Linked DNA regions of Mus musculus: region 1 is linked to region 2. The links are chromatin loops, found by intact Hi-C in ENCODE. Cell type or tissue: heart. All regions are shown on one strand. Each heading gives the region's core, and the rest is flanking DNA. Links, peaks and the distances in the headings are about the cores only. Region 1 holds the start of Itpka (inositol 1,4,5-trisphosphate 3-kinase A). Region 2 holds the start of Rtf1 (RTF1, Paf1/RNA polymerase II complex component).

Evidence for each region. A loop is a pair of places that touch in the nucleus more often than their neighbours do. Peaks named below come from ENCODE experiments on the same cell type or tissue, not always from the same donor. Only the 100,000 strongest peaks of a DNase experiment are listed, where the experiment ranks them.
Region 1: it touches region 2 in a loop (2.1-fold over the local background); 5 of 42 quality-filtered maps call a loop at or near these places.

Annotation. Positions count from the first base shown.
Region 1 is chr2:119,737,987-119,753,133 of GRCm38, forward strand. Itpka (inositol 1,4,5-trisphosphate 3-kinase A) reads left to right here and starts at 4,351. Exons shown (of 7, transcript NM_146125.2): 1 at 4,351-4,875; 2 at 11,204-11,300; 3 at 11,376-11,592; 4 at 11,687-11,891; 5 at 12,108-12,209; 6 at 12,491-12,562; 7 at 12,678-13,267. The coding sequence starts at 4,393. The coding sequence ends at 12,881. Gm25857 (a small nucleolar RNA gene) reads right to left here and starts at 2,970; the gene lies at 2,842-2,970. It overlaps Ltk (leukocyte tyrosine kinase), which reads right to left. Exons shown (of 20, transcript NM_203345.2): 14 at 15,128-15,147; 15 at 14,940-15,037; 16 at 14,709-14,801; 17 at 14,511-14,612; 18 at 14,245-14,379; 19 at 14,080-14,170; 20 at 13,340-13,948. The coding sequence ends at 13,616. In heart, for the core only: a CTCF peak has its summit at 7,481; DNase peaks (open chromatin) are centred at 4,225, 4,905, 5,075, 6,615 and 2 weaker places; H3K4me3 peaks cover 4,193 bases; H3K27ac peaks cover 3,684 bases; H3K27me3 peaks cover 1,908 bases.
Region 2 is chr2:119,667,080-119,682,226 of GRCm38, forward strand. Rtf1 (RTF1, Paf1/RNA polymerase II complex component) reads left to right here and starts at 7,989. Exons shown (of 18, transcript NM_030112.2): 1 at 7,989-8,201. The coding sequence starts at 7,989. In heart, for the core only: no CTCF peak of the experiment used is centred there; a DNase peak (open chromatin) is centred at 7,842; H3K4me3 peaks cover 2,498 bases; H3K27ac peaks cover 1,782 bases.

The DNA of each region.
Region 1 (15,147 bases), core at 2,577-10,576, 69 kb after region 2:
CATGGCTATTTCAGAACATTGTCACAAAGACTATGGGGCAAATTGGTATAGGGCAAATTGCTAGAGAAGAAACCCAGAGCTGAGAAGTGTCAGAGGTTGGAACTGTCAAGGAACACACCCTGTGTGTTTCCCCTTCCAGAAGGACTGCCCTTCACCACCCTACAATTGAAGATGGGTCCAGGTTCCCACCAGCCCTCTTTTTAGAATGTCCTGGGCAGAGCCAAACATCAGAGTGACCACTTGAGAATGTTCGAAATAGGTAAAGAAACCAAGAGACCAAGGTTCGCAGCGCTCCCCTGAGGACCCATTGCCAACAGTGAAGGAAGTCCTGTAGCATCCTATAGTCAATTTTCTGACAGCTCCTGTTCGGTTTTCTTCCATTAAAATGTGAGATAATAGTCACCTCAGGAACAGAGCCATTTGTTCTTATTTCCTTTGCAACTAGCACAATGGCTGGTTCTCTTGTTCATTGCAACTACTCAATAGATATTTGCTCAGTGAGTGAATCAAGATATTCCCACAAAACACTGGAGTCTTACTTTCAGCACATCGCTTAGAAGGACCAAGCTCCCTCGGGCATGTGTTACTAGAATGAAATTTTGTACTAGTCCCACCAGAGGAAAATGATATCCTAATCCCTCCCCTGTAACACTGAACTAGTTCCACTGAGGAGGACCTGGAGTCTCAGAGTAATGAGTCCCTCATTCAAGAGTGCATGCTGTCCTGCCCTCTCTCTCCCTCTGTCTGTCTTGCAGAACTTCAGAGGAGCTGGAGAGATGGCTCAGCAGTGAGAGTCCTCTAAGGAGGACATAGGTTTGATCATCAGCACCCACAAGGCAGCTCACAACTGTCTGGAACTCCAACCCCAGGGGAGCCGACACCCTCTTCTGACCTCTGTGAACACTGGGGATTCCCATGTGGTACACAGATAGGCAAGCAAGCTAAAGACCAATACACACAAAATAAAGGGTTTTGTTTTGTTTTGTTTTGTTTTTTAATTTAAAGAAGCTTTTAGAAACTGCACAGGACCAGATAGACGTGGGGGTAGTGAGCAGTAATTTTGCTTCAGCACCTGGAGTGGAGGCAGAGGATAGAGATAAATTGAGCACATGGGGGCGGCGGGGGGGGGGGGGACACGGACACGCACACATGCACACACACGTGCACACACATGCACACACGAACACAAATGTACAAGCACACACACTCACATGCACACATGCATGTGCACACATGCACTAATGCATACACACAGACACAGACACACATTCACATGCACAAACACACAAGCAGGTGCACACACACACACACACACACACACACACACACACACACACACACACACACACACACGCATGCACCCCTTACTTTGCTCTTTCTATTTCCAGGCCTCTCCTTCCCTATATTTTTGTCCCATGGCTGTTGACCTCCAGGAGAGACATAACCCTCACACATACTGAGTCCAGGTGGCTAAGCAACAGGGAAAGGACTCAGGCACCTTAGTATTTGAAGGTATAGGAGGACTAACCCATGAGATGCCTCAAGAAAACAGGTTGAAAGCTGGTTGTGGTGGCACATGATTGTGAGCCCAGCGCTCAGGAGGTTGAAAGTCAGCCAGGGCTGTCAAGATGGCTCAGTGGTTAAGAATGGTTAAGACTGCTCTTCCAGAGGTCCTGAGTTCAATCCCCAGCAACCACATGGTGGCTCACAACCATCTAAAATGAGATCAGATGGCCTCTCCTGGTGTGTCTGAAAACAGCTACTTTGTACTTACATAAAATAAATAAATAAATAAATCTTTAAAAGAAAAAAGAAAGTCAGCCTAGGCCACATATCTGGACTCTGTCTCAAAAACCAGATACTTTGTTTCCTATGACAGTTAGCTGGTCTGTGGCCAAAGCAGAATGACTCGGTGGCCTAGCTCAGAACAATCCCTCAAGGACCCCCCAAAACCTTGACATAGTCCTCTATGCCCCAGCTCTATGCCCCTTGTTCCCTTCCAGACCTTTTGTTTCTCAGCACACAGGAGGCCACCACCCCACACACTCCATAAACTGATTTCCTTCACATCCCTTCTACTCAAGCAACAAGAAGTGGAGGAAGCTGGGTATGTTAGCTTACATCTGAGGCCCTGGTATTGGGAGGCTGAGGCAGGAGGATTACTAGACTTGGAGGCTTACTATTTATTAGTTTATTATGACCTATCCAGGCCTTGCCTCAGTATGGAAGTTCCCTCTGTTTTCTGCCTGTCCTTATTCATCTAACAAAATCCACCTAGACAGCACATACTGTTGTTATTGTTGAGAAACGGTTTCATGTAGCCCAGGCTGGCCAGCTTATAACTATGGATGGATGGCTTGAATCCCTGATCCTTCTCCTTCTGCCTAATAGAAGGTAGCATAGACATTCTCTGTGGCCCACAGCAACATTCTTTGGTTCCTGCTAAACTTGGGTGAGGACGTGATACAAGAAAAATAATTGTTCTGGGATTTCTCTCAGCTGCTAGGCTAGACCTTCAGCCTACTAGTCCAGCATTGTCCACACACTGCCTGGCACACAGGTACCCAGTAACATGCTCCCTCCTCCCTCTTCCTATTTTCCTCTGTCAGGTCCCAGTCTACCCTCTGAGATTCCCTGCTACAAGCTGGCATAGCTCTGGGCTCAAACACTCAGACATGCACACCTCTGCCCCAGAAAACGTTTCCAGGAGTCCATGCTGTTTCTTCACTTCTCCAAGGAGGAAGCAAGTGTTCAGACTGTGGTTTCCTTTCTCTTTTGCTTTCATTCCTCCCACACACCTCCTCCTCCTCCTCCTTTTTTTTTTTTTTTTTTAATTCCAAAATCTATACAGAAGCTGAGTGGCAGCTGCAGGCACTGTGATGACCTGGGCTGTCAAAGCCTCCCCATTACTCTGGCATGCAGTTGGAGATCCCATGGCTACAAGCAGCCACCGCCCCTGGAAACACCCCCCCCCAACTTCTCCCTTTATCAGTCAGTCATCTAGAGATCTTCTCTCTTTGCGAAAGGTTCTCCTCCTCCCTCTTAACTTCTGGCTGAAGAGAGAAAAGGCAAGTCTCATACTTAACCCTGGGCTTGCCCCAGCAATCCCAGGGTTGTTGTTCTAGGTGTTCCATGACAGGACCCTCAATTCTTTTAGGGGAAGGCAGACAAGTCTGGCTTCTGCTCACAGTAGCCTTGAAGTTCAGCTGAGCACCTGCAAGCAGAGGCCAGAGACCCATTCAGAGATGACAAGAAGGATTTCCAGTGTCTGAACTTCTACATCGGTGTTCTCTTTTCAGTATGCAGCCATAACTCTAGGCCGTGTGAAGTTTTTCTTCTGTTTACAGATAGGGAGATGGATAGAAGGAGTGAGCCAAGATAGGGTGGCCCGAGACACTGGCTGTCTATTACAACACTAAAAAACACTCGCATTTTTGGAGCACCAAGACTTTTTCGTTCCTTTCATGCTGGGCATGGAATCCAGTTCTAGTCGCGTACTACGCAAGTGCTCTACCGCTGAGCTACGCACTCAACACCCATCTCTAAAATTTTACTCTCAGAGCAACCCTGCAGCTCCGCGACGAAGGAGATTCAGCAGTTCAGAGAGGCGAAAGGACTCCTTTTGAAACCACAAAGCTCCAAAGGGGCAGGAGGGGGAGGAGGAGAAGAAACAGCTAGTGGGGGGCTGGAGAGGGGCGGTGGAAATGCAGGCCACCACCGGCTGTGATACTTGGAGAGAGTCAGACTCCGCCTCTTGACCTTGTTCTCTGCCCGCTGGGAAGTGGAGAGCTTCGAGGGGTGGGGGTGGGGAGCAGTCTCAGCTCGACCCTGGCCACAGACTCTAGTTGGGCACACTCCTTGAGGTGTGGCTTCCTTGGGTGGCTGACGGCCTTGAACTCCGAATTAAGGGGCCCAGGCCAGAGAAAAGCCCCAGAGACTCAAAAGACTTTGACCAGGAAGGTTGGAACACGGAAAGGAGCCCGAGGAAGCGAGTGAAAGAATGGGCACAGCTTCTTCCTGTGCAGATTAAGACCTCTGGTTCCCATTGAAGGAATCCCTCAAAAGCCGCGGGAGGGCACTGGGCTCAGGTGCGGGGCAGGTCCCTTCTGCCACCTTGAGGGCAGGTCTAGAGATAAGGCGGGGGCCGGACCTGGGACTTCCACGTTACACTCGGGACACTGCAAGCCTCCTGCAGCAGCGAGGGCCCCCGGAGGCCCGCGCTTTCTCAGAAAGTGAAAGGAGTGGGCGGGGGGCGCGGCCGGGGCGGGGCGCGGCCGGGCGGGCGTTGCCGAGGCTCCGCCCCGGGGCAGTCCCAAGCCCGGGGCGCTGAGCGTCTACAGTCCCCGCCGCGCCGCGGGCTGGTGGGCTCGGCTGCGGCTCCGGTGCCGGGAGATGACCCTGCCCGGGCGCCCGACGGGCATGGCGCGGCCACGGGGCGCGGGGCCCTGCAGCCCCGGGCTGGAGAGGGCTCCGCGCCGGAGCGTCGGGGAGCTGCGCCTGCTCTTCGAAGCGCGCTGCGCCGCAGTCGCCGCTGCAGCAGCCGCAGGGGAGCCCCGGGCCCGCGGGGCCAAGCGGCGTGGGGGACAAGTGCCCAACGGGCTCCCGCGTGCTGCCCCTGCCCCGGTGATCCCTCAGCTCACTGTGACAAGCGAGGAGGATGTGACCCCGGCCAGCCCAGGGCCGCCAGACCAGGAGGGGAACTGGCTCCCAGCTGCGGGGTCGCACCTGCAGCAGCCACGCCGCCTCTCCACCTCGTCCCTCTCCTCCACCGGCTCCTCGTCGCTGCTCGAGGACTCGGAGGACGATCTGCTGAGCGACAGTGAGAGCAGGAGCCGCGGCAACGTGCAGCTGGAAACCAGCGAGGACGTGGGGCAGGTACGGGCCGCGGGGGCGGGGCCAGCGGGGGCTGCGCGCCGGGGACTCCGCTCTCTGCTCTGCTCTGACCGGCTTGCGTTCCCCGCCGAGAGCCCAAGCGGGGGACAGGGGGCATGGGGGCGGAGAGGGAGCCCAGGACGACCTCTCGCCTTGGTTCTTTTTCGGGGGCTAGGCAGGCGATGGTAACTGAGTGCCTGGGCGTCTAAAGGAGGTTGAGGAGTACGCGACCCACGGAGCGGGAGCCGGCGGGTCGGCTGGCGTACCTGGGTAACTGTCAGGTAGGGCTGGAGAGATCAGAGCGGGGTAGCCTTGCCCCGGGAGCCCTGAGAGAAAAAGGGGCGCGTGAGCTTTTCCCTCTCCTCCCCCTCTCGGTGCCGCGGCCCCACCCCCGCCGTTGCCACGGTTTCCCTCTCTTGAGTGGGAGTGGAGCGGAGCTCCTGGCTCTGCTCCGGAGCCGCTGCCGTCTGCTCCCCGCGCGCGCACGAGGCGTGGATGCGGGAAGGGAGGGGCGCAGGGCTAGAACCGAGCGGAACCAAGATCCACCTGCTGCGTCCCCCCTCCTCGCCCTGGCCTACTGCTCCTAAGTGTCCTGGGAAAGGTAAACTGAGGCTGACAAGAGCTTGCTAGTCTCTGTATGGCAATGTGAATGTTCCCGGGCCAATTTAACCGGCAGCTATCACCAGCCAGTGTGAGGTGAAGTCATTATTCGTGGTATGGCCCTCCTTGACTGGAGGTTGAACTCAGGGCCTCAAACACAGTAGGCAAGCACAACCACCACTGAGCTACATCCTAGCCCTCTTTTCTTGACACTAAATTGCCAAGTTACAGTGAAACACAGTCTATAGCCTATTCGGGCCTTGAACCTGCGATCCTCTTGTGTCAGTAATCTCCCTTGTTTTAACCATGGCCAGATAACTAAACTAACTGCCTGTGGACTGTGCAGCGTTGCTCTAGATGCATTTTACGCAAGCGTTCCTCGAGTGGAAAGAGAGAGAGAAAAAAACCGGGAACGCCCCGCTCTGCCCTGAAGGCCGCGTCCTGGCGACTTCGAGAGTAAGACGCGCGCCCAGGTTGCCTAGACACCTTGAGAAGAGCGCCGAGGTGTGGCCTGGGCCTTCTGGAACCTGGCATCCCTGCACACTAGGATTGGACCGAGGGAGGCAGTGTAACGACTCGAAGTGGCACTGTGACTCAGAGACTTGCAATACAAAAGAGAAAAGAGGGTGGGGGACTCACAGCAAGGATGTCGTCCCCCCACTTCCCGTCATCAGGTGTAGGTGCGGGGGCTCAGTCACGAGTCCTCTGTGCCTTTCGTCCTGACACCGTACGATCCGGTACGGTGGTCGTTCTTGGGGCGACTCTAGACTAGGTACTGAGGCGAATGTCGCCGAGGCCGAGGCTTCCCCAATACTGTGACTTGTGAGCAGTGGGAGGACCTCTGAAGAACCTGTACCGTAGATCTGCCACTCCCCTGCTCTAATCTCTGACACGGAGAGGCGGGCCCCTGTGAAGGGCGCGACCGGTGAGAGCTGGGAGGACCCGGGCTAGGGCGCAGGCACACCCGCTTCCCTGTTCCGCCCGCCAGGACCCCCTAATTGCTCAGGGAGAGGCTGTGTGGAGGAGGACTTGCAGTCTAAATCTGGGTCCAGTGTAGGTAGCTCCGGCAGGGGTCAGGACATCCAAGAGAAGCCCAAGCTAGCTGTTCCCTGCAAATCATCTTCCTTTCCCACCCTGGGTCTCCTCCGGGAGGCTGCAGGAGCGGTCCAGATGGCCTCTCAGGGACCTTTCAAACTCCCAGGTTGTCTCCCAGGCTTCCCAACCCCCCCGCCCGCCGGGGCCTCCCCGAAGGCAAACAGCTCCGGAGCTGCAGATAAGCCTGGAGCTGTTGACAGAGGCTGCCTGCGTCTGCGTGGAAGGGCCGGGAGCGGACTTTGCCTCACAGCAGGCCCCACAGCACACACGCTCAGCCGGCCTTTGAGGGCTTCCCCGGTCAGGAAGCAGAGCGGGTCCCACTGACCGTAAGGATGCACCTGGGGAAAGACGGTTCCTGCATTGTAGGGCTGCCGCCTAGCCAGCCAGCATCTCACACCCGACTCGAGGCCCTAGAAGGCTCTGCCTGTCTTAGCCAGGCTCCACGACCTTTCCTTTACTTCCTAGGCGCTTGTACAGCCTGCTCAGAGCAGGACATGAAGAGCTGGCTGGGCTCCCTCCAGCGGCCTTTTCTCTGATAGAAGGAAAATTCAAGAACAAGAAAAACTGAGCAACCAAGGGAGAAGCAGGAGGCCTACTCCAGGGGCAAGTGGTGTGACTCTAAGGCCTTGGCTGTCTCCTCAGACATTTGTGGGAGTGACCCTAGCAGAAGAGAGGGTGTTTTGATGCTTATTCATCTGGTTTTATTCTCTCAATAACTCAGGCTAGGTAAGGAGACCTGGATGCTGTCCCCTCCTGGACTCAGAACCCCCACACATCATTTTTCACTAATTATAGAGCAGAATTTAGGTTAACAGACTTCCTTTTTAAAAAGCAAATGCCCATGGGAAGGTGAAGTCGTGGGTCACTTATACCTTAGTGCAAATCATTTAGTAAATTTAAATTGGTTGCTCTCCCCACCATCACCACAGGGAGTGCTAGTTTGACAGGACAATTGGAACATGGGGAGGGTGTTGGGCTGGCAGAAATGTCAACCAGGATTGGTGACTCTATAGAGCAGTGATTCTCAACCTTCCTAATGCTGCAGCCCTTTAATGAAGTTCCTCATGTGTGGTGGCCACCAACCATAATATTTTTATTGCTACTTCATAACTGTAAGTTTGCTACTATTATGAATCATAATGTAAATATCAGTGTTTTCTGATGGTCAGATGACCCCTGTGAAAGAACTGTTTGTCCCTCACATGGGGTCGCGACCCACAGATTGAGAACCTCTGTTATAGAGGCCGAGAACACGATGGAAACTAAAGACAGCAAAGGATGTAGTCTGGTAGGGAATGGGCTGTCCGGGCTGATGTAAGGAGCAGATGTTCACAAGGCTTCCGAACAGAGCTTAGACAAGGAAGAGGTCTAAGGCTAGGACACAGCAAGTCCCTACTTATGGAGACACTCATCTGGAAGGAAAAGAAATTATCAGAGGGGCCTCGTTTGTCATCAGAGCATCGTGGACACTGGTTTCTTGACCTTTGCACCAACTGTCAAGGCAGCCTGTGGTTGGTGGAAGCAGTCTCTCCTTGAGGCAGGGGTGGATCATATCTTCCCTGATGTTGTTTATGAGCCAAAATCTTCACCCACCCCCCCACCAATCCAAAGTGACTATCTAGCAGTCTTTTGGGATTTATTTGGTTGTGAGTATGTTTTGTTCCTTGCAGAAAGAGCCACTCTTCGGAGCGAAGCTGGCAGTGAGTTGGCTTCCATGGGGCTTACATCAACTGGATCCATGTTTGGCCATATCTGTTATTGGCAAGGAACGCTACACGTTGTTATAAGAAATTTCAGGAGCTGTCAGGAATGCTCTGCTGAGATAGTGGGCAGGAAAGCGACTCACAAAACCAAGCCGGGCAGTGGTGGTGCATGCCTTTAATTCCAGCACTTGAGAGGCAGAGGCAGGCAAATTTCTGAGTTCCAGGCCAACCTGGTCTACAGGACAGTCAGGGCTATACAAAGAAACCCTGCCTCAGGGAAAAAAAAAAAAAAGACTCACAAAACCAAGGAGAGTGCGGAATGGCTCTATTTCATGTCAGCTCAGGGACAAGTTGATACTGTTATCATATATTAACTGGTCAAACCATCATATATTTAAAGACCTATCTCAATGTTTCACAGCCTGGCCTCAAATTTCTGGGTTCACATAATCTTCCTTTTTCAGCCTCCCACGTAGCTAGGACACAGCCATGTGCTACCAAGTCCAATGAATCGGCTCCTGTGAGGCCTCAGTTGAGCCTTCAGTCCTTTCACTGAAATCACAAAACCCCAGCTTGGTGTGGTAGCATAAGCCTTTAATCCCAGCACTCGGGAGGCAGAGGCTAGTAGATCTCTGAATCTCTGAGTTCAAGGGCAGCCTGGTCTACAGATTTAATTCCAGGACAGCCAGGCGCGCGCACACACACACACACACACACACACACACACACACAACTCTATCTTAGAAAGAAATTACAAAACCCCCAAAGGAATGGTGGTGAAGTTTCCTTACACAGCCCAAGCTGGTCCTCCCGCTGGGATGACTGCAGAACTAAATGTACCCTGGTTAAGTTCATTCTTGCCCCACCCTCCCTCAAAATTTTGTTAGGCTTTTCAAACCACTCAAGCCTTTCACCATTAAAGGAAATAAGAGAAGGCCCCTAAGCCCACCTCAGAGATTAAAACCTTCATAATACCCTCTAGCTATAAATGTTCCACCTTGTGAAAGCTGTCATGTGGTATCCCATTTGACCCCTAGGACCAAAATATAAAAACTGCTAGATGATTGGATCACGGTGAGGAGGTTGGGCTGATCAAGAGCATAAGTGGGAGTCTAGAAACAGGGCATGAGGATGCTAGCTTCTGCAAGCCTTGATCATAGTCATGCTGTGTGTGGGCATCGAGATCATCAGGAATCTCAAGTGAGAGAAGAGGTCTAGGATGCTCCTGCTAAACACACATGCTACATACATCACCTCCCTGGAATTTTACTTGAGGATTTGGAAGGAAGGGAGTTTTATAATAAAGCCTGGATTTATTATGCAGCAAAATGCAAACCTTGTATGTATTTAAAGATTTATAAAAGGAGTTTTGAAAGATGTCATGTTTCTAGTGGGCTGCTTCTGGCTACACCCCCAGATCCCTGGGGATTGGACATGTGATCACGCCCTAGTGTGCCATGTTGGGAAAGTGAGAGCAATGATGACCGTGGGAAGATGAGAAGGGATGCAGAAGGCAGTAGCCAGTGGGGCGCCTCGTGCTAGGGCAGCTGCTACGCCTCCCTGAGGAAATGGTACTTGCTTGGATCACTGAGCTAGGAGGTAAAGGAAGCCAGGACTTAAAGCAACCGCTCACTCCCTACCCAGTGCCTTGTCATCAACTCCACCTCTTCCATAGGCAAGGCTTTCCGCTCAATTGAATTCTGCTACTTAAGTGACCTCATTTCTTCCCTTTGGTGAGGAGGCTAGTTCCTGGGTTCTAGGAAGACAAGCATCAATGGGACAAGGCTGCAAACAAGATATATACATGAGCCAGCCCCCGAATGTCAAAGCAAACACAGGGCTGCTGAGTTTGGGGTAGAAGGTGGAAATGCCAGGATTGAGTGGAAGGCAGAGTAATGGCAATGAGGCAAGAGATGACACCCCAAAGACCCCCACTTACCTGCAGTTTCCTCTAAGACCATAGGCCTTCTACGTTATATTTCCTCATCAGACCATAGGGTTCTTGATCCAGATCGCAGCCAAGGATGCCTTGGGCTTTTGGCTTTGTTGTCTAGTGTGTGAGATCCAAGCAGCTAGAGGATCCCAGGGAGCCTCAGGCCATTCTTTTTACAAGCCCTGGCAGACTGGCCTCCCCTCTCTGGTCTGAAGACTTGATTGTTGTTGTTGTGCCCTGCTAAGGGAGAGAACCAGATCCCAAGTGAGTATGTTTGGCCCAGTTCTCTCCAGGAGTTGGATGGGGAGATTCAAATTCAATTCATTCATTACAATAGTGCTAAAAAAAAAAAATTGCTGGTGTGGTGGCACCTTTAATCCCAGCACTCAGGAGGCAGAGGCAGGCGGATTTCTGAGTTCGAAGCCAGCCTGGTCTACAAAGTGAGTTCTAGGACAGCCAGGGATATACAGAGAAACCCTGTCTCAAAAACAAAAAAAAACAAAAAAACAAAAAAAAAAAAACAAAAACAAAAAAAAACCCCAAAAAACAACAACAACAAAAAACAATAGTGCTGAAAGTGTAATTGTTTCCCCATTTCACAGATCTGCAGATTTTTAGTTCCTTCCCTGGCTTACTCAAGATGTCCCCGTGATAGATCTCATAATCAGCATCAAGTAATTTTTGATAGTCACTGAGTTCAAAACCCTTGCCAGAGCCCACTTAATGGTAGAGCTAGATTTAACCCTGAGCCTCCTGGTGCTAAATCTCTGGATCCTTTCAGCCTGTTTGAGTAGCTAGAACGACCTTTTCTCCGCCTGTCTCAGCACCTGCAACACTGGCTTGCAATACATTTTCTTTGGGTAGGCCACTGAGTGAGTGGGTAGCAACTGCTTGGATGAAAGACCTTAACTGCTTCTAGTGGGATGAAACCAAGCTGAAATCCTGCTCTAGAGGGACATTACTGAGACCTGACTTGCAGACCTGGACCTGTTGCTTTCAGAAAAGCCACTGGCAGAAGATCCGTACCATGGTCAATCTGCCTGTCATGAGTCCTTTCAGAAAGCGCTACTCCTGGGTGCAGTTAGCAGGGCACACAGGTGAGCATCATTGCAGGTGGGTGAGGTTGCTGCCACAGGAAGGCGTGGGCAGTTCTAACTGGTGCCCTTGTGCAGGGAGTTTCAAAGCTGCCGGCACCAGTGGCCTGATCCTGAAACGCAGCTCGGAGCCTGAACACTACTGCCTGGTGCGGCTGATGGCTGACGTGCTGCGTGGGTGTGTGCCGGCCTTCCATGGCATAGTCGAGCGGGATGGTGAAAGCTACTTGCAGTTACAGGACCTGCTCGATGGCTTCGATGGGCCTTGTGTGCTTGACTGCAAGATGGGTGTCAGGTTTGTGTCCCCTCTCTTTGTCAGGCAGAATCAGTCCGGAACCAAGGACTGGGATAAAAGCTCACATGCCCTGGCCCCTACTTGCACTTCACAGAACTTACCTGGAAGAGGAGCTGACCAAAGCCCGAGAACGACCCAAGCTGCGGAAGGACATGTATAAGAAGATGCTGGCAGTGGACCCTGAGGCACCTACTGAGGAGGAGCATGCGCAGCGCGCCGTCACCAAACCACGCTACATGCAATGGCGCGAAGGCATCAGCTCCAGCACTACACTCGGCTTTCGCATTGAGGGCATCAAGGTGGGTCAGGCTCCCCTCACTTTGCATGGCCTTTCTTCTATCCCACCTTCAGTGCTCCTGACCTCCTGCCTCAACCATCACCAAAAGACACCCTCCGGTAGCCATCTCTTGATCCCCAGAGGTTAAGGCCCCGGGGAGGTACCACTGCCCTTTGCACGATCCTCTCTCCCCCCAGATGGGTCCTGGGCTCTGACAGTCCTTGCCCACCTCCTTCAGAAAGCCGATGGATCTTGCAGTACTGATTTCAAAACTACACGAAGCCGAGAGCAAGTGACCCGTGTCTTTGAGGAGTTCATGCAAGGAGATGCAGAAGTGCTGGTGAGAGGAGGTTCCCAAGCCCTGGGGTCTGGGCACCTTGTTTACAAGGGCGCCTCTTGCCTATGTCCTCCTCGCCTGTGCTACCCCCAGTGGTAGCACTTCCCTTGTGGTACTGTAATTGTTTTTCTTTCTCTCCTTCGTGAGCCACTTCCTACCCCCTATGTGAGTGACTTCCCCACTACAGTGTTTGCTAGGCAAGTTGAAATAAATGCATGGTGCTTCTAAGAGTCAGTAACGCCGCCCTTGGTGTGAAATTAATCTGTCCACTCTGACTCTTCCAGAGGAGGTATCTGAACCGCCTACAGCAGATCCGGGATACCCTGGAGATCTCTGATTTCTTTAGACGGCACGAGGTAAGTAAGAGGTGGGGGGGCTCAGGGTGTGAGTTTGGGCTTTATGAGACTCAGAATGGGAAAGGGGGGTGTTTTGGGGGAAAGCAGGTGGCCTGACTGCCGTGGGGATCGGCAGGTGATTGGCAGCTCACTCCTCTTCGTGCATGACCATTGCCATCGTGCTGGTGTGTGGCTCATCGATTTTGGCAAGACCACGCCTCTCCCCGATGGCCAGATCCTGGATCATCGGAGGCCCTGGGAGGAGGGCAACCGTGAGGACGGCTATTTGCTGGGGCTGGACAATCTCATTGGCATCTTGGCCAGCCTGGCTGAGAGATGAGGCTGAGCCCTTTTCCCTCAACGTGGGCCGGCTGGTCAGACAGATGTGCACCTGTGGCTGCATCCCCACCATGCATGCCGGCAAGAGACTGGAACCCCGCTGGGCGGGCAGTTCACATGGTCCTGCAGGACCGGGTGCCATCCACTAAGGGGGTGTAGTACATCAGGAGTTGCCTACCACACAAGCCTGTTTCCCAGAGCTGAATGACACTAATTTATAGGGAGGGGGAGAAACAATGGGCTTCTCCCCCAGCCCAGCTCTTCTCAAGTGGCTTTGCACCTCTCCAGAGGGTCCCGATCCATAATTGTACTTCACAGGTATATAGACTTCCTGGTCTAACTCCTGCACTACAGTGGACACCCTTCCTAATAAAACTCAAAGATTCAGCTTCTGTGACTCCAGCCTCCTCCCCTTCACTTCCAATTCTCTCTTCCACATTCACTCAGAGAACTGAAGAATTAGAAGGGTTTATTGTTTTTATTACCATTATTATTACTAAAACATTTGTAGCCCTGGAATGAGCAGAGGAAAGATACTTATGAGGAGTGGACAATCCAGGATTCCCAACTGACTCCTGCAGTGGGTGGATGGCCTCTGGTTTCAAAGACCAAAGACTGAAAGTAGCCTAGGACCTTCCCCAAGAGGGTCTGGGCTAGTTTCCAGTGTGGGAGGCCAGGTTGCCCGCACATCCCTGAAACATGCCTGAACATGCAGCACAGGGACAGGGGCAGAGCCTACTGGATGCCTGGAATGGAACTTGAGGAGGAGCCATTGCAGTGTTCAATGCCTGTATCTTCACCCTGGGGGCCCCTTGGGGTCCAGGAGCCATAGGTGGGGTTCCAAATGTTCTGAGGTTGGAGGCACCTGGGTTTGAGGGTCTTGAGGCCAGAGGGCAGCCAAGAGCCAAGAAGGCCTCCTCCCCAGCTCTTCAAGTTCTGAGAACTCAGCTCTAGGGGCTTTGGGGATCTAAGACCCTCCAGTGACCTGTTTCCCAGCCTGGAGGCCTCTTCCTCCTCTAGAATGGGCCCAGGTTCCACGGGCAGGGGTGAGTTCAGCACATCAGGGTCCTGTAATGGGAGAGTTGGGGAAGAGGGAACCACATGACTATTTTATGGCTCTCTTCCTGCCCTGCAGAACCAGGGTAGTTAGAGGGGGTCGAAAGGATATTTGGGAGCTGGGGGTTGGGTGGGGGGCACACCTGAGTGCAGTACTGAATCCGTTCCAAGATGCTGCCAAAGTCAGGGCGGAGCTCCGGCTGATGCTGCCAACACTGGGTCATGATTCGGTACCTAGGGAGAGGCAGGAGTTTATGCCTCCTGAAACCTTGGGATGCCTCCCTCCCTGGGCAGCACTGTTAGCTCACACTGGCCCAGGACAGTTCCTAGGAGGGTCCATCCTGTTCCCTGTGGCAATGAAGTCTAGAACCTCCTGGTTGGTATGTCCAGGGTAGGGCATATACCCCAGTGAGAAGATCTCCCAGAGCAGGACCCCAAAAGACCTGTGTCAGAGGTGGAAGGAACAAACAAGACCCATCATGTGTACTGTCCCCTGCTGTCATATGAGGTGGTGAAGAGATAGGACCAGCTTCAGGGCAGAGTGAGGGGAGCACAGCGGGGGACATGCTATCACCAGGAGTCTGTCTTGGATGTGAAAAGGCCCTCCAGGAGAGCTTCTGGCGGCATCCACTTGACTGGGAGCAAGGTCCGGCCACCCTTGCGATAATAACTGGCCCTATATGAAGGAGAAAAAAAGTGCAGAGTTTTCCCAGTGTGGTCAAGCCAGCCTCCGTGGAACAGCAGCTTTCCCAGCTCTCCAGTTCCTGCTTACTGGTAGATATCTCTTGCCATTCCAAAATCTCCAATCTTGGCCACTCGGCTGGCTCCACTGCAGCTAAGCAGACAGTTACGGGCAGCAATGTCTCTGTAAAACATAAAATGTTCATGCCAGACGGAGCATAGGCACTCTGGCTCTTTCTGTTACATTTCTTTAAAGTTGTATATATAGAGAGGGATGTTCTGACGGGAGAAGTGGGCCAAGGGTCTCCTGATTGCTTCCAACCTGTGAATGAAGTGATTTTCCTCCAGGTAGTGGCAGCCCTGGGCTATATCCTGGGCCAGCTGCAATAGGTCCTGCATGGTCAGAGGTGCCAGTTGTCCCTGAGTTGGGCAGAAGGTACATCATTTCATCCAGATCGTAGAGCAAATAGGATTTTAGAAGGGTCTGGGGAGCCCAGAAAAGGGCCTTACTGGGTGTGGTCTGCTGTGCC
Region 2 (15,147 bases), core at 4,323-12,322:
AGTTGCAGTTCTGAACTGAAGGGTTCATGCAAAGGATTTGAGGCTTGGCAACATGAAGAGAGTCTATGAGAGGCTATTGGTGAAGCCTATCTTCAGCAGAAGATCCAGTGTATTAGAGATTCCAGTACCGTGATCACCAAGAACTGCAGTGGCAGTGGAGTGAATCAACCTGAGCTTAGAGTGCTACAGAGGCAGAGCTGGAGAAGTGATGCCCTTTGAAGGAACCCAGAAGATCATGTGTGGATCCCAGACATTGAAAAAGAAGCTATAACATTGAAGGTGCTTTGGAGACTCAAAGATATTTGAGATGCCAGAGTCATGGACTTCCTGTTGAGGAAAGTTGATGACAGGGAGTGGAACCAACCCAGCTGAAAGAAGTTTGTTGCAATTACCAAAGATGAAAAAGGAGTTGGGGGTGGAGAGATGGCTCAGTGGTTAAGAGCACTGATTGCTCTTTCAGAGGTCCTGAGTTCAATTTCCAGCAACCACATGGTGGCTCATAACCATTGTAATGGGAATTGGATGCCCTCTCCTGGTGTGTCCGAAGACAGCAACAGTGTACTCATATACATGAAATAAATAAATATAAAAGAAAGAAAAAAGAAAAGAAAAGGAGTTGGAGACCTGAAGACGATGCAGAATTTGGACTTTGCCAAGCTGAAGACTTCCTGTCTTGCTTTGGAGATTACAGATGAGTGATTGTATGAATCTCAGAAGAGACTTTGGACCTTTTAAAATGGTTTTTCGAGACAGGGTTTCTCTGTATAGCTCTGGCTGTCCTGGAACTCACTTTGTAGACCAGGCTGGTCTTGAACTCAGAAATCCACCTGCTTCTGCCTCCCGAGTGCTGGGATTAAAGGCATGTGCCACCATGCCTGGCGACTTTGGACTTTTAACATTGTTGAGATTGCTATAGATTATGGAGACTTTTGAAGTTGAACTAAATGTATTTTGCATTATACTATATTTAGGTATGGTCCTCAAAGACTCATATGTTTAAACAAGCCTATGTGGGCCAGTGAGTATAATGTGATGGTTTGTATATGCTCAGTCCAGAGAGTGGCACTATTAGAAGGTGTGGCCCTGTTGGAGTAGGTGTGGCCTTGTTGGAGTAGCTGTGTCACTGTGGGTGTGGGTTTTAAGACCCTTATCCTAGTTGCCTGGAAGCCAGTATTCTGCTAGCACCCTTCAGATGAAGATGTAGAACTCTCAGCTCCACCTGCACCATACCTAAATGCTGCCATGTTCCCACCTTGATGATAATGGACTGCACCTCTGAACCTGTAAACCAGCCCCAATTAAATGTTGTTCTATAAGAGTTGCCTTGTTCATGGTGTCTGTTCACAGCAGTAAGACCCTAACTAAGACAGTGGACTAAAGAGAAAGCTTCAGTCCACCTTAGAGACTCTGTCTCTAGAAGGACTCTGTGGTGGTTTGAATACATTTGGCCCCATACATTTATATGTTTCAATGCTTGGACATATGAATTGGCACTATTAGGAGGTATGGCCTTAAAGGGAGTGTGTCACTGTGTTGGAGGGCTTTGAGGCCTCCCAGTCTCAAACTCTGCCTGATTGTGGAATCAGAGCCATTTTTTAGTTGTTTTTTTTTTTTAAGTTTTATTTATTATTATATCTAGGTACACTGTAGCTGTCTTCAGACACACAAGAAGAGGGCGTCAGATCTCATTACAGGTGGTTGTGAGCCACCATGTGGTTGCTGGGATTTGAACTCACGATCTTCGGAAGAGCAGTCAGTGCTCTTTATTGCTGAGCCATCTCTCCAGCCCCTTGTTTTGGTTTTTCAAGGCAGGGTTTTTCTGTATAGCCCTGACTGTCCTGGAACTCACTCTGAGACTGGCCTTGAATTCAGAAATCTCCTGCCTCTGCCTCCCAAGTGCTGGGATTAAAGGCATGTGCCACCACTGCCCGCCCTAAAAGTTTTGATTTATAAGAGTTGTTTTGTGTTTGCAGCCTTCACCATGCCGCCACTGCTCTCTAACACCAGAGCCGCCTCTGGCTTGCTGTGCTCCAGCCAAAGGAGAAGGGGGTTGGGGGTAAGTAAGGAGGTGTCCATACCATGGCTCTTACAAAGCAGACTGCTTGCAAATCCACTGGTGGTAACGCACCCAGGAAACAACTGGCTACAAAAGCCTCTCAGAAGAATGCGCCCTCTACTGGAGGAGTGAAGAAACCTCATCGTTACAGGCCTGATACCTTGGCACTTGCTATCAAAGTCCACTGAACTTCTGATTTGCAAGATTCCCTTTCAGCGTCTGGTGTGAGAAATTGCTCAGGACTTCAAAACAGATCTGCGCTTCCAGAGTGCAGCTATTGGTGCTTTGCAGGAGGCAAGTGGTTGGCCTTTTTGAAGATACCAATCTGTGTGCTATCCATGCCAAATGTGTAACAATTATGCCAAAAGATATCCAGCTAGCACGCCGCATACGCGGAGAACGTGCTTAAGAGTCCACTATGAGGGGAAACATTTCATTCTCAAAAAAATTTTTTCCCTCTTTTCCGGTTATCAGTAGTTCTGAATGTTAGATATTTTTTCCATGGGGTCAAAGATATCAAAGTATATGCTTGCAAGTAGAAACATAGGGGACAGAATCAGGTATTGGCAGTTTCTCCACGTTCATTTGTGTGTGAATTTTTAATATAAATGCAAGATGTAAAGCATTAATGGAAGCAAAATGTTTCAGTGAACACATTTCAACAGTTCAACATTATAACAATTATAAATAAACCTGTTAAAATTTTCTGGACATGCCAGTATTTGGATTTTTAAAAAATAAGTAAATTTCTTATTGACAGCAACTAAATGGTGTTTGTAGCATTTTTATCACACAGTAGATTCCATCTGTTCACTATACTTTTCTAACTGAATTGTCCTACATACAAGTACATGTTTTAATGTTGTCAGTCTTGTGTGCTGTTCCTGTAAGTTTCCTATTAAAATACATTAAACTAAAAAAAAAAGTTGCTTTGTTCATGGTATCCCTTCACAGCAATGAAACCTTAACTAAGACAGACCCTGTCCCAGAGATGTTTTTGTTTTGTGGTCTATCACAATGCCTCACTGGCTCTAGTTGTCATACAACTTGTTAGGTAAATAAATCAGCCTGGTCTTGAACTCACAGTGATCTTCCCACTCTAGGATTACAGTGATGTATCACTACACCCAGTCTTCACACTGAAAAATCAGAAGACAGCTTAGTGGTACAGTTCTTACCTAACTTGCACGAGATCCTAGTTTCACATTCCAGTACCACACACACACACAAAAAAAACCAATATCAGGACACAGACATTTTCTTTCTGTCTCTCAGTGTCTCCTTCTCTCTGTATTTTTGTGCTTTTTTAAATTTTAATTTGTTTGTTTAAATTGAGACAGAGTCTCTCTATATAGCCCTCTATAGTGAATCTTGAAACTTACTATATAGACCAGGCTGCTGTAGAACTCAGAAATCTGCCTGCCTCTGCCTCCCAAGTGCTTTTCTTAAAAGACAGTTTCCTCTCCAGGTTGAATCCCCAGCCCCAGAGCAGGGGGCAGGAGGCTGGCTTCTCTGCCCTTCTCTTTGGTCTCATGTTATTGTCCATAACTTATGAATGATAAATTTCCATCTTAGACCACAAGGATGAAAACAAACACTAACAAATCAGTGAGAAGTGAAAGGAGTTTGGGGATTTAAGAACTTGTTGGATCAGAGCAGGTGCACCAGTCTGAGATCCCTGTATGGCAGCCATATTTGTAATCCTATCACTGAGGAGATTGGAGGAGGAATAAAAGCATGAATTTCAGGCCAACTTGGGCTACACAATGAGATCCTGCCTCACATAGGAGATGAGAAAAGAGAATCTCAGTTGCCCTATATTGTACAGGTCTGGACTTTCTCATGAAAACCCTTTTCTACAACTCACGACTCAACTACACTGGGATTGTCATCTGCAAAATAATGCTAATCCTAAATAGCATATCCCAGTTTGTGCCACAACTTTGCTAACTTTAAATCAGGAATGTTTTTTGTTTCATTTGTTTGTTTTTGTACGTGATAGGCAAGAACACTAGCACTGAACTATATACTCAGTCCATTTTACACATTGTATCTAGTTACTTTGCAGTGTGTGCATACACACAGGAGTGTGCAGGTTCTGGAGATCAAGGTCAGGAGTCTTGTATCACACTCCACCTTATCACAGTAATTTTGGTAAAATTGACTTGCCAAAGAACCCCTTGGATTTACCTGTTTTTGCTAATGTCTAACACTGGAGTTAGACATTAGCCTGAGCCCATCTTTCTTCCTGACTGCTGTTAGGGAATATTCTACTGAAATATAAGACTTATCAACCTCCCGGGGATACTGCTGTTTGCAGATTTGCTACTACACTGGTTTTTTAAGCATGGAAAGGACAGCAGAATGGCTCAGTGAGTACAGGCAACTGTTCCCAAGCCTAATTCCTGTGACCTCTGATGGTAGAAAGAGAGAACTCATTCCTGAAAGTTGTATTCTTACCCAAGCTATAAGGAAATGTGTTGGAATGAGCTATAGCACTCTAGTATTTCTTTTAGGTACTCTCGAGTGTAATCATTGGGTGGGTTTTCTTCTTTATGTTGCCTATTAATATCAACTTCCCACACACATTTCTCTGAGCTTGTAATCCTTATCTCATCTGTTTTATCTCTGGCCTTAAAAATTGTAATTGTTGTGGAGTTTTCCATGCCAAACCCTTTTAACAAAACAAAAATGACCATCTTGTTTATTTTCAATTAAAAAAATGCAATGGTAAAAACAGGGCTGGGATATAGCTCAGTCATACAGTACTTTTCCTAGCAAAGCCCTCACCAGGAGTGGTGACAAGCCTATAATCTAAGCTCAAGTAGAAGAGGCAGGAGAACAAGAAGTTAAATGTTGGGGCTGGCAAGATGGCTCAGCAAGTAAGACTGCTCTTCTGAAATGTCCTGAGTTCAAATCCCAGCAATCACATGGTGGCTCACAACCACCTGTAATGAGATCTGACACCCTCTACTGGTGCGTCTGAAGTTGGCTACATCGAGCAGACACACACACACACACACACACACACACACACATACTCCTTTTGACCTCTGGAATAGTCTTAAATAAAAACAGTTTTTCACTTTGTTTCTGGTACTCAGTATGAAGATCAGGCTACCTTAAACTCATTGTCTACCTGCTCCCTAAGCCACCATGCCTGAAGTGTTCATTTAAAATTGTGTGTGTGTGTGTGTGTGTGTGTGTGTGTGTGTGTGTATACATGTGTGCCAGAGCTCCTATTTGGAGTTAAGAAAACAACTTTGGGAATCAATTCTCTTCTTCCACTTTGGATGGGATCTAGGGATCAAATTCATATCAGGTTTTCATGGCAAACACCTTTACTCAAGGAGTCATCCTGCTGGTCCTTATTTGGTTTCCAGTAGGTTGTTTGTTCTTTGAGATAGGGTTTCATCTAGCCAAGGATGGTCTTGAAGTTACTATATAGCTGAGGCTGACCTGGAACTCCTGATCTTTCTGCCTCCACTTCCTAAGTGCTAGGATTATCAGTCTGCATCACTTTGCCTGGCTATCCCCAAAGTGCAACAATTATAAGTGACATGTACACAGTGTTGGCTTTTTCAGAAAGTACTCTGGATACCCTTTTATGTAGTGACTCATTTAAAATTTCTAAGAACTCAAAGACTGAGAGGCAGAGGAGCACACTCAATTATCCTCATTTTGCTGATTGGAAACTTTCAACAAGCATTTTGGAAAGCATTCAAGAAGGGATTGAGAGAGAACAGTTATTTCACCAATGTAGACATTGGTTGTTTTTTATAAGGAGTAACTTGTCCATGAATTCTTTGAGGATCCTCTGGAGATGGTTTAATAATCAACAGATTTTACGCAAAGGTAATCTTTAAAGTTCATTGAATATATTATAGCTTTCTTTTCAACAATCCTGTGGTAGATGATACATTTAAAAGGTCCTTACCAGAGGCATCAGACTTAAGGGTGCCTAGAAACTCAGGAGTTTCTGTGGTCCTTTTAGATAATCTTGGCCATGGACTTCATGTGAGAATTTGCTGGGGAGCAGATGTCTAGTATTTTCTGTTAGGTAAAACTCTTCTGGAGTAAAATGGTACCTGGGTCTTATTTAGTTTGTTTCCATCAATGTAATTCTAAACATCTCTTCAAGTAGCTAATAGCAGAGAGTGTTTTCTCTCTATGGATGGTATTATATTAGGTATACATATATATTATATATACACACATTACACACAAATGACTGGGTTTTGCTATGTAGTCTAAGCGACTGTTAATATGTTATTCTTCTGCCTCAGACTGATGAGTTCTTCTGGGGCTGTTACTATTTTGAGGCATGAACATTTGTTATTGCTTTTTTTTTTTCCTTTGGTTTTCTGAGACAAGGTTTCTCTGTGTAGCCCTGGCTGTCTTGGAACTCACTCTGTAGACCAGCTGGCTTTGCCTCCCAAGTGCTGGGATTACAGGCATGTGCCACCACTACCCGGCTATTGTTGCTTTTAATGATGAATATTAAACCTAGAGCCTTACATATGCTTGTAAGCACTACTACTGAGCTATATCCAATACTTTATTTCTTCTTATTCCTCCTCCTCCTTCACCTTCTTCTTCCTCCTCTTGCATTTCAAGACAGGATTTCTACGTACAACAGCTCTTGCTGTTCTGAAACTTGATTTGTAGACAGGCTGGCCTGGAATGCAGAGATCTGCCCACCTCTGCCTTTCAAGTCCTGAGATTAAAGGCATGGGCCACCATTGCCTGGTATTTATTTATATATTGATTGATCGACTAAGACAGGGTCTTAGCCTTGGACTCATTATGCAGACTTAGGCAGGCCTTGAACTTGTGTTCCTTATGTTCTTCCTGTCTTAACCTTCCAAGTATCTAAAAATATGGGTTTATAATTACCACACCTGGCAAGGGATGTGATGTGTACTGTAGTTGAGCTGAGAAAAATAACTTAGAGAGTCAAAGTGGGATAGTAAGAAAGCAAGACCTCATCAACTTAGTCGAGAAAGATTTGAATTCTAAAGTTGTCTATCAGAATGAGTGAACCAGTGCGTTCTAAGACTTGAGAACAACTTCAAATTGTAACTGTTAATACTCCCTAATATAAACCCTGCTGCACATAAATAATATATAAAAATGCATTCCCAGCGTTGACCTTTTTGTCAGATGACTTCAAATTCAACGACATAAAACATTTCCTATACAGCCCTCTTCCCTTCCAAACCTCTGTCATATTTTCTTGACAAAGCTCACACTCATCTTCCTAAATCAGAATCTGAAACCTCTGCCTCCTCTGCGCCCCAACTAGCAAATAATTCAGAACCCATCTATTTCTCTATTCTCATTCTCTTCCAGTGTTGAAGTCACTGTCGTTCCTTACCAAAGACCCAGGACACTCAAGCGAGTTTGAAACTACTTAGCATAGCTCATTAAATTACTGCTTTCTTCCCGGGCCACCTCTCTGCTCATCCCACACCCCGACACCTGGTCCTTCCCTACAATGAATCTGAGTTCTCCGATTATCGCTGGAATAGTCTTCCCTAGTTTTTGGGTCGCATTTAGGCTGTCACTAATAACAGCCCAGGCAGGCGGACTCTGGCTCCTCCACCCAAGCTCTCAGCAATTTCCAGGGGCTGTCGACTATGCGGGTGGTCCCTGAGGCCGCATTCCAGGGCTGGAGATGGATGAGTTTCCTCAGAGTGGACCCTGGTCCGGAGGCTCAAATTCGCTTCAAGTAGGGAACTCCTGGGCAGCCTACAACTCCAACACTGCAGAAGCTTCCGGACAGCTAGATCAGGGAGCGTTGGTCCGGAACCCTCGGGCGCGTGGCTCCGCCCCTCGCGCTGCGTCGGAGGTGGGGCGGGGCGGGGCGCCAGGCGCCGGCGAACGGCGTGCGCCAGGCGGGGGGCGGGGCTAGGGGCGGAGCGGAGCGCGCATGCGCGGTCGCCTTTGTGTGGGTCGAGCGGCGGCGGTGGCGGCGGCGGTGGCGGCGGCGGCAGTGGCGGTCCCACTGGCAGGCGGGCAAGAGGGGAGTCAGGGCGGCGTCCGGCGTGGAAGCCGGGGGACCACCATGGTAAAGAAGCGGAAAGGCCGTGTCGTGATCGACTCGGATACGGAAGACAGCGGCAGTGACGAGAACCTGGATCAGGTGAGGGCAGGCCGCGGAGGCGCGGGCCGGCAGAGCGGGAGGGCTCAGTCCTGGCCACGGGAGCTGGGAGTCGCCCGGCCCGAGCGCCCGGCCAGCCTGGTGTCCGTCCCGCTACTGTAGTCCCTTCCTGTCTCCCCGCTGAATCTTAGGCCCTTGGAGCCCGGGCCAGGCCTGGAGACAGAGCCCCGAGGACTTGGCGCCTTGGGCCGGGAGGCGGGGCAGGGAATTGGGCTGATGGGCCTCGGGGTTTGGGGTACTGAAGGGGGCCGCTGTCTGCTTGGGCCGGATCGGGACGTCATGACTGCAGGCAGGGAGATTCGGGCTGGGCGAGATAGGAAGTATCGCCCGCCAACCCCAATGGCTGAGAGATTTTGGAGGAGGTGCAAGGGTGAGCATGGGGCGGTGGGAGGGAAAATTTGTCTAGAAGGTGTGGACTCTGGAAGGTGAAGTTTTTCAGACCAGGCATGTGGACATAGGAGAGACACCCATACATGTCCCGAAGAGCTTTCGTGGTGCTTGGGGTGGGGGGGAGACTATGATCATTTACGGTCGAAATGGGTTCTCGTTGGGATGTCTGACAAAAAACTCTTTGGAGGAGGAGAGAGGGCAGATAACTGGAAGTTTGAATTGTAGGGCAGCAGAGAGAGACTGTGTTCCAAGCGCTCAGCCTCTTTTATGCAGCAGCATAGAATTCTTTTTCACTTGAAGATCTGAGAAGTACTGAAAGTAACTTGTGGCTTTAGCGTCTTGGAGTACCCGGCATTGCTTCTGTACTTTAAAAAAACACTGCAGGGAGGAAGCTGTTTGTGTAGTAGTACTCTGATGGTATCAGGAGATGATTTCCTCCATGTTTCATGAGTAAATGACATAAAGGAAGGGTAGGAAGCTTTATAAATGGAGTAGATTGAGTACTAAACTCAGAATCTGTAATTCTGATTCCTAATTTCTTTCTAGCCATTTACCTTTGGTTTCCACTGTAAAATGGACATATAATATCAGCCTCATGTATTGAATTGGACAGTTGCATAAAACAAATGTTTATAATAAAAAATGTTGGTATAAACTACAAAGTATTTGTATAAAAGGCTTCTTGGGAGTCCTTAGTAATAGACTAGAGGTCTCAGGTTTAATTAGGACTTGAAAAGGGAGGGCTTGCCTGGTCTACAAAATGAGTCCAGGACAGAGAAACCCTGTCTCAAACAAACACCTCAAAAACAAAAGAAAGAAAAGGGAGGGCTCTTATGAGGGAAGAACTTGTAAGGTTTAAAGAACAAGATGCGCACACACACATTACCTTTTGACACAGGATCTCAAACTATAGCCTGGTCTATCATTGAATTAAACCAGTTCTCCTACCTTGTCCTCTTAAGTACAGGGGGTTACAGACATGGGTCACCACACCTGCCTTAAGAAAGGAATAAAAAAGAGAGAGAAAGAAAGAGAGAAAGTAATGGATACCTTTAAAAAGGTGGCAGGGAAGTAGGAAAGTAATGGGGCTAGTAGAAGGACTAAGGACAGGGACCCCTGTATAGGGATAGGAATTAAGTGAATAAATTGAAGGCATGTTCATTGAAAGACTCCTAAAAATCTACTAAAATATGTCTTGCTATCTATAAAAGTTTTGTTGATAAGTTTTTAGACTGGTAGAAACATTAGAGTCTCTATCGTACCCCCTCCCCTCTGTTTGCTGGTCTGTGGAGTGTAGATGTGAAGTGCTCAATTTACATTGTCACATTTTCAAGTCATGGTCAGTTGACCTTATTTTTTCCACTTTACATTTACAAGAAAACAAGATTAAAGAAGTTAAAGCAATTCACTAGTAAGTAGTAAAATTGGAATTTAACCCATTTACATCCATAATGTTTCTACCACATCAGGTTAGTATAGTCTTTTAGTTTTACACAATGCAAAATGAAAAAAAGTGCGCTTTTAAAAAATTATCATTTTGATTTGTTTCTTTTTTAAAAAGATTTCTTTTTTTTGATGTGTATGAATGTCTTTCCTTCATGTGTATATCTGGACCATGTGTGTGCCTGTTGCCCACTGCCCACAGAAGCCAGAAGAGGGTATTAGACTCCCTGGAACTGGCCTTACAGTTATGAGCTGTCATGTGGGTACTGGGAACCCAGGTCTTCTGCAAACAGCAAGTTCTTGTAACAGCCAAACCATCTCTCCAGAACCTTGGTTTGTTTATGAGGAAGGATCTTGCTGTGAAGTCCATGCTGGGTTTGAACTTAAAAATTCTCCTGCCCCAGCGTCCAGAATGCTGTGATTGCAGACTTGAAGCATCACTACATCCAGCTTCGTGCCCAGCTAGAGAATAATGTTTCACAGCTAATTTCCATGTTACTAAAACTCGGGTTTTTAAGGTACACTAAATAAGTTATCAAATCAGTTAGAAAGTGTTTGGGGTGGGCTGGGGTGGAGAGATGACTCAGCGGTTAAGAGCACTGACTGCTCTTCCAAAGGTCCTGAGTTCAAGTCCCAGCCACATGGTGGCTCACAACTATCCATAATGAGATTTGACGCCCTCTTCTGGTGCTGTCTGAAGACAGCTACAGTGTACTCATATGCATAAAATAAATAAATAAATCTTTAAAGGTTATTAAAATAAATAAATCTTTAAAGATTTTATTTATTTTTATTTATATGAGCACCCTGTAGCTGTCTTCAGACACACCAGAAGAGGGCATCAGAACTGGATCAAAAGTTCCTTTCCTTGTACATCCTAACAGGGACACTAGTGCCTTCTGGGATTTTGGGTTTTTTTGTTTTGTTTTTGTCTGTTTTGCGCTGTGCTTGGCTCTCTGTCTCAGGTGACTTTACCAGAGTCTTTTAGAAGAAATTTAGTCAACCTGACTTAGGATTTTAGGAAGCCACAAAACATAACCATTCCATCCTGGATCTTTCCTGACCAAGATGGCTTTGGTCTGTGCCATTTACTGCTGAATTTTCATTGGAGGTTTGACACTGGTTTAGTTCGTGATTTTTTTTTTGTTGAAGATTTAAAGATTTATATATTTTGTATATGTAAATACAATGTAGCTGTACAGATGGTTGTGAGCCTTCATGTGGTTGTTGGAAATTGAAGTTTAGGACCTCTGCTAGCTTCAGTCAACTCTGCTTGCTCAGGCCCAAAGATTTACTTATTATTATACATAAGTACACTGTAGCTGTCTTCAGATGCTCCAGAAGAGGGCACAGATCTCATTATGGATGGTTGTGAGCCACCATGTGGTTGCTGGGATTTGAACTCAGGACCTTTGGAAGAGCAGTCAGTGCTCTTACCTGCTGAGACATCTCACCAGTTCATGATCCTTGAAGAAAGAGCAAACTATGACAGATCTGCAAGTGGCTTAACAATAGAAGAGTGGTGCACAGTTAGTAAGGAGGACCTGTCCCTAAGTTTTCTAGTTAGGAATCTAAGCCATTCTGTCAGAATTACTATAACACCTCCAACTTAGTATTGAAGGACAGGTGGATAAGCAGGGTAAGAAGCCACCTTGGGTGCTTATTTAGAATGTAGATTGACTGTAAAAACCCAACACTATGTATGATGTATATGTACCAGTTTTAGAAAGGCACACATGATCAAGTAAAATAAAATAGGTTGGGTGGGGGTATGGGGCATAGTTCCTACCTCTACTAAACCAGACCCCAGAGACTAAAGTCCTGGATTCTATATTTGTAACAGGTACAGGCCAGGCAATTATGATTCATGCTCATCATTGAGACCACTGTTTGTATGTAAGTTCATCTTTCTTAGTAAGACATTATAACTAGTTGGGGAGAGAAATAGCTGCTTGTGTTTCCTGTATTATATCCAAGGTAAGGGCATACCTGCAACCCAAAGAACTTGACAGCTATTTAAAATACCAAAGCTGGTAGTTCACTTAAATCTATAATACAGATTTACTGGTGGGATGGTTTTTGTTGTTGCTGCTGGCATTGAACCTAGGTCATCATGCATCCTGAGTGCATGCATCATGCACCACATATTATGTGGTGCTGGAGATGAAATTAGAGAGGTTAGCAAGCATTGTACCAACTGAGCCTATATTGCCAGTTCCAAAACTCTGATCTCAATTTGAAAATTTGGAGGTGTGTGTGTGCGCGTGTGTGTGTTTGTGTGTGTATGTGTAAACCGCTGGGAATCAGACCCAAGGCATTACACACACTGGGAACATGCTCTGCCACTAAGCTATACTTCTGAGCCTCGGAAGATTTTCCTTTTGCATGTAAACTGATAGTGACTCTTTTAAAAAAAATTGGCCACATTATTGTTTTCCCATTTTTAATTGCAGGATACTTGTCGTTGGTGTCTTACTCAGCCCTAACCTGCCAGGAAAGTTCACAGCTGTAATCCTAGCCCTCAGGAAGGCCAGACAGGACTACATACCAAGGCCCCCCCACCCAGCTTCCTGCTTTGCCTTTTCCATACTTGTTTAAGTGTATATATAACTAAAATGTTTTATAGTTTTCTTCCTTTCTTTTCATTCCTTGTTCTTTCTGTTGAAAGTGTCTCACTTGTAGCCAAGCTTGCCTGAAACTTATGACAGTGTGTCTCCCTCGGTCTTGCAAGTCTCAGGGGTACATGTGAGCCACTATTCTTGTTTCATAGAAACTTTGTTGTTCTTTGTTTGTTTCTCATCAACTTGAAGTGACAGCAATGAAATTTGCCTTTGAAGATGACCTGGTGGCACAGCCTGTAATCCCAGCCACTCTACTCAGGCCAAAGCGGGAGAATCACAAGGTTAGGGCTTGCTTGTAAGCTGAAGGCTAGAGTGACTGCGCAACCTGGTGAAACCATTTCAAAAGGCAAGAAGAGAGCTAGAGATAAGATTTAACGTTAGGGTGCTCACCTAGCATGCAGGAGGCTTTAAGTTTCAACCCCCATACTAAAAAAAAAAAATAGTTTTTATTTTGAATAGGCCCACTAGATATTTTCTAGTGGCCTCTGTTTAGCATATTGTATAAACCATTGATATACAGTATCCTATAAATGTTTCTTATAAAACTTGGAAGTTTAAAATTACACTTTTTCTTAATTTTGTTTTATGTTAGTCGGGCAGATTTTGAAGGCTGTAATGAATTTGTGAGTGGCAGTGTTAACTTGTGAAGTTTTAAGTTTGTATAATAATGTTATATGTAGCTTGATTCAGCTTATTTACTAAATTATTTTCAGTTGGCTTTTATTTGCAAATGGTTAGAGAAGAGTGAAGTCTTTAGCAGCTTTGATTAATTCTGTTTGTGTGTGTGTGTGTGTGTGTAGTCTGTCTGTCTGTGTAGCTGTGTGTTCATTCCTGAGAGCACACGAAAACACTCTAGCACTGATCTCTATCTCCAACCCCTATACCAAAACTTTTTAGAAAAATACAAAACCCATTTAAAAATCCTTTTCTGTATTTTCTTCATTTGGGTAGGGAGCACAAGTGTGGTAGCCAGAGTATATAAGTGGTTCTCTTCTTTCATGGTTCAGGTTTTAAGGTTCTGGGACCTGAACGCAGCCTATCAGGCTTGAAGGCAGCGTGCACCCTTTTCTGCTGAGCCATCTTACTAACTCAAAACTTGTTTTAGACTTGGTCCTTCAGTATATTTATTGCTCATTGAAGAGTAGAGATTGTTGTTTTTCAATGAATGGCTTAGGTTAGATGAATGGAGTAGAAGTGTCTGCTGCCTTCAAGGACCTTAGAGATAGGTGGCAAAGAAAAGGCAGGATTTGGATCGCAGGTTATGAAGGAAGGGCTGGTATATGTCAGGCTTATTACTGCCCTGATAAGGATGACATTTAAGCTGAGACCTGGAACAGATGTTAAGGAAAAGGAGATTATGGCTGCGGAGATGGCTCAGTGGTTAAGAGCACTAAAATCCTCTTCCAGGAGTCCTGAGTTCAGTTCCCAGCGACCACATGATGGCTCCCAACCATCTGTAATAGGATCTGATGCCCACTTCTGTGTCTGAAGACAGCAGCAGTTTATACATAAAATAAATAAATAATTCTTAAAAAAAAAAAGAAAAAAAGAAAAGATTAGGAGAATGAGGAATAAAGGGGAAGATACTGTGTGTTCGCTTTTGAGGAACCAGCGTGTACACAAGAAGCTAGGTGGGAAAAGTGAAAGAAATCCAGAGTAAGTGAGGAGGTCTGTACATGTGAAACTCAAGGTTTTTTTGGTATAGGATCTTATTGTATAATGCAGGCTGGCTTTAAATTCAGAATAGTCCTTTTCCCTTAGTCTCCTAAGTGCTGCCATTAAAGATGAGAACCACCTTACCTAACTGTAGAAACAGAAAATGTTTTAACTCTGAGGATTCAGAAGTCAAGTTGTCTTAGTCTGGGTTTAATTGCTGTGAAGAGACACCATAACCAAGGCAACTCATAAATGACAACATTTAATTGAGGCTGGCCAACTGGCTCCATTATCATCATGGCCGGAAGCATGTCAGCCTCCAGGCAGGCTTGAGGCTGGAGGAGCTGAGAGTTCTGCATCTTGGTCCAAAGGCAAACCAGAGAAGACTACTATCTTCTGCATTGGGCGGAGCTTCAAAGCCCACCCACACAGTGATGCATTTCCTCCAACAAGGTCACACCTCCTAATAGTGCCACTTCCCATGGGCCAAGCATATTCAAAGCACCACACAAGGTTAATGGATTATAGGTGACATTAAGAGTAAAATGAACTTGAATAGAAAACTTAACATTTATTGGATAAGTATTGTTTCAATAAACTTGTATTTCATTTAACTATATAATGGATATGTAGCTTTTTTACTGTAGTCTGAGATTAAAAAAAATCCTTAGCCACATGTAGTGGTTCATATTTAAAGTCCCATTACTCTAGGCACAAGGGGAGGCCAGTTTCAATCATGTGAGGTTTTGTCTTCAAAGACTAAGGGGGAGCCCCTGAGATGGCTCAGGTAAAGGTTCTGTTACCAAGCCTAATGACCT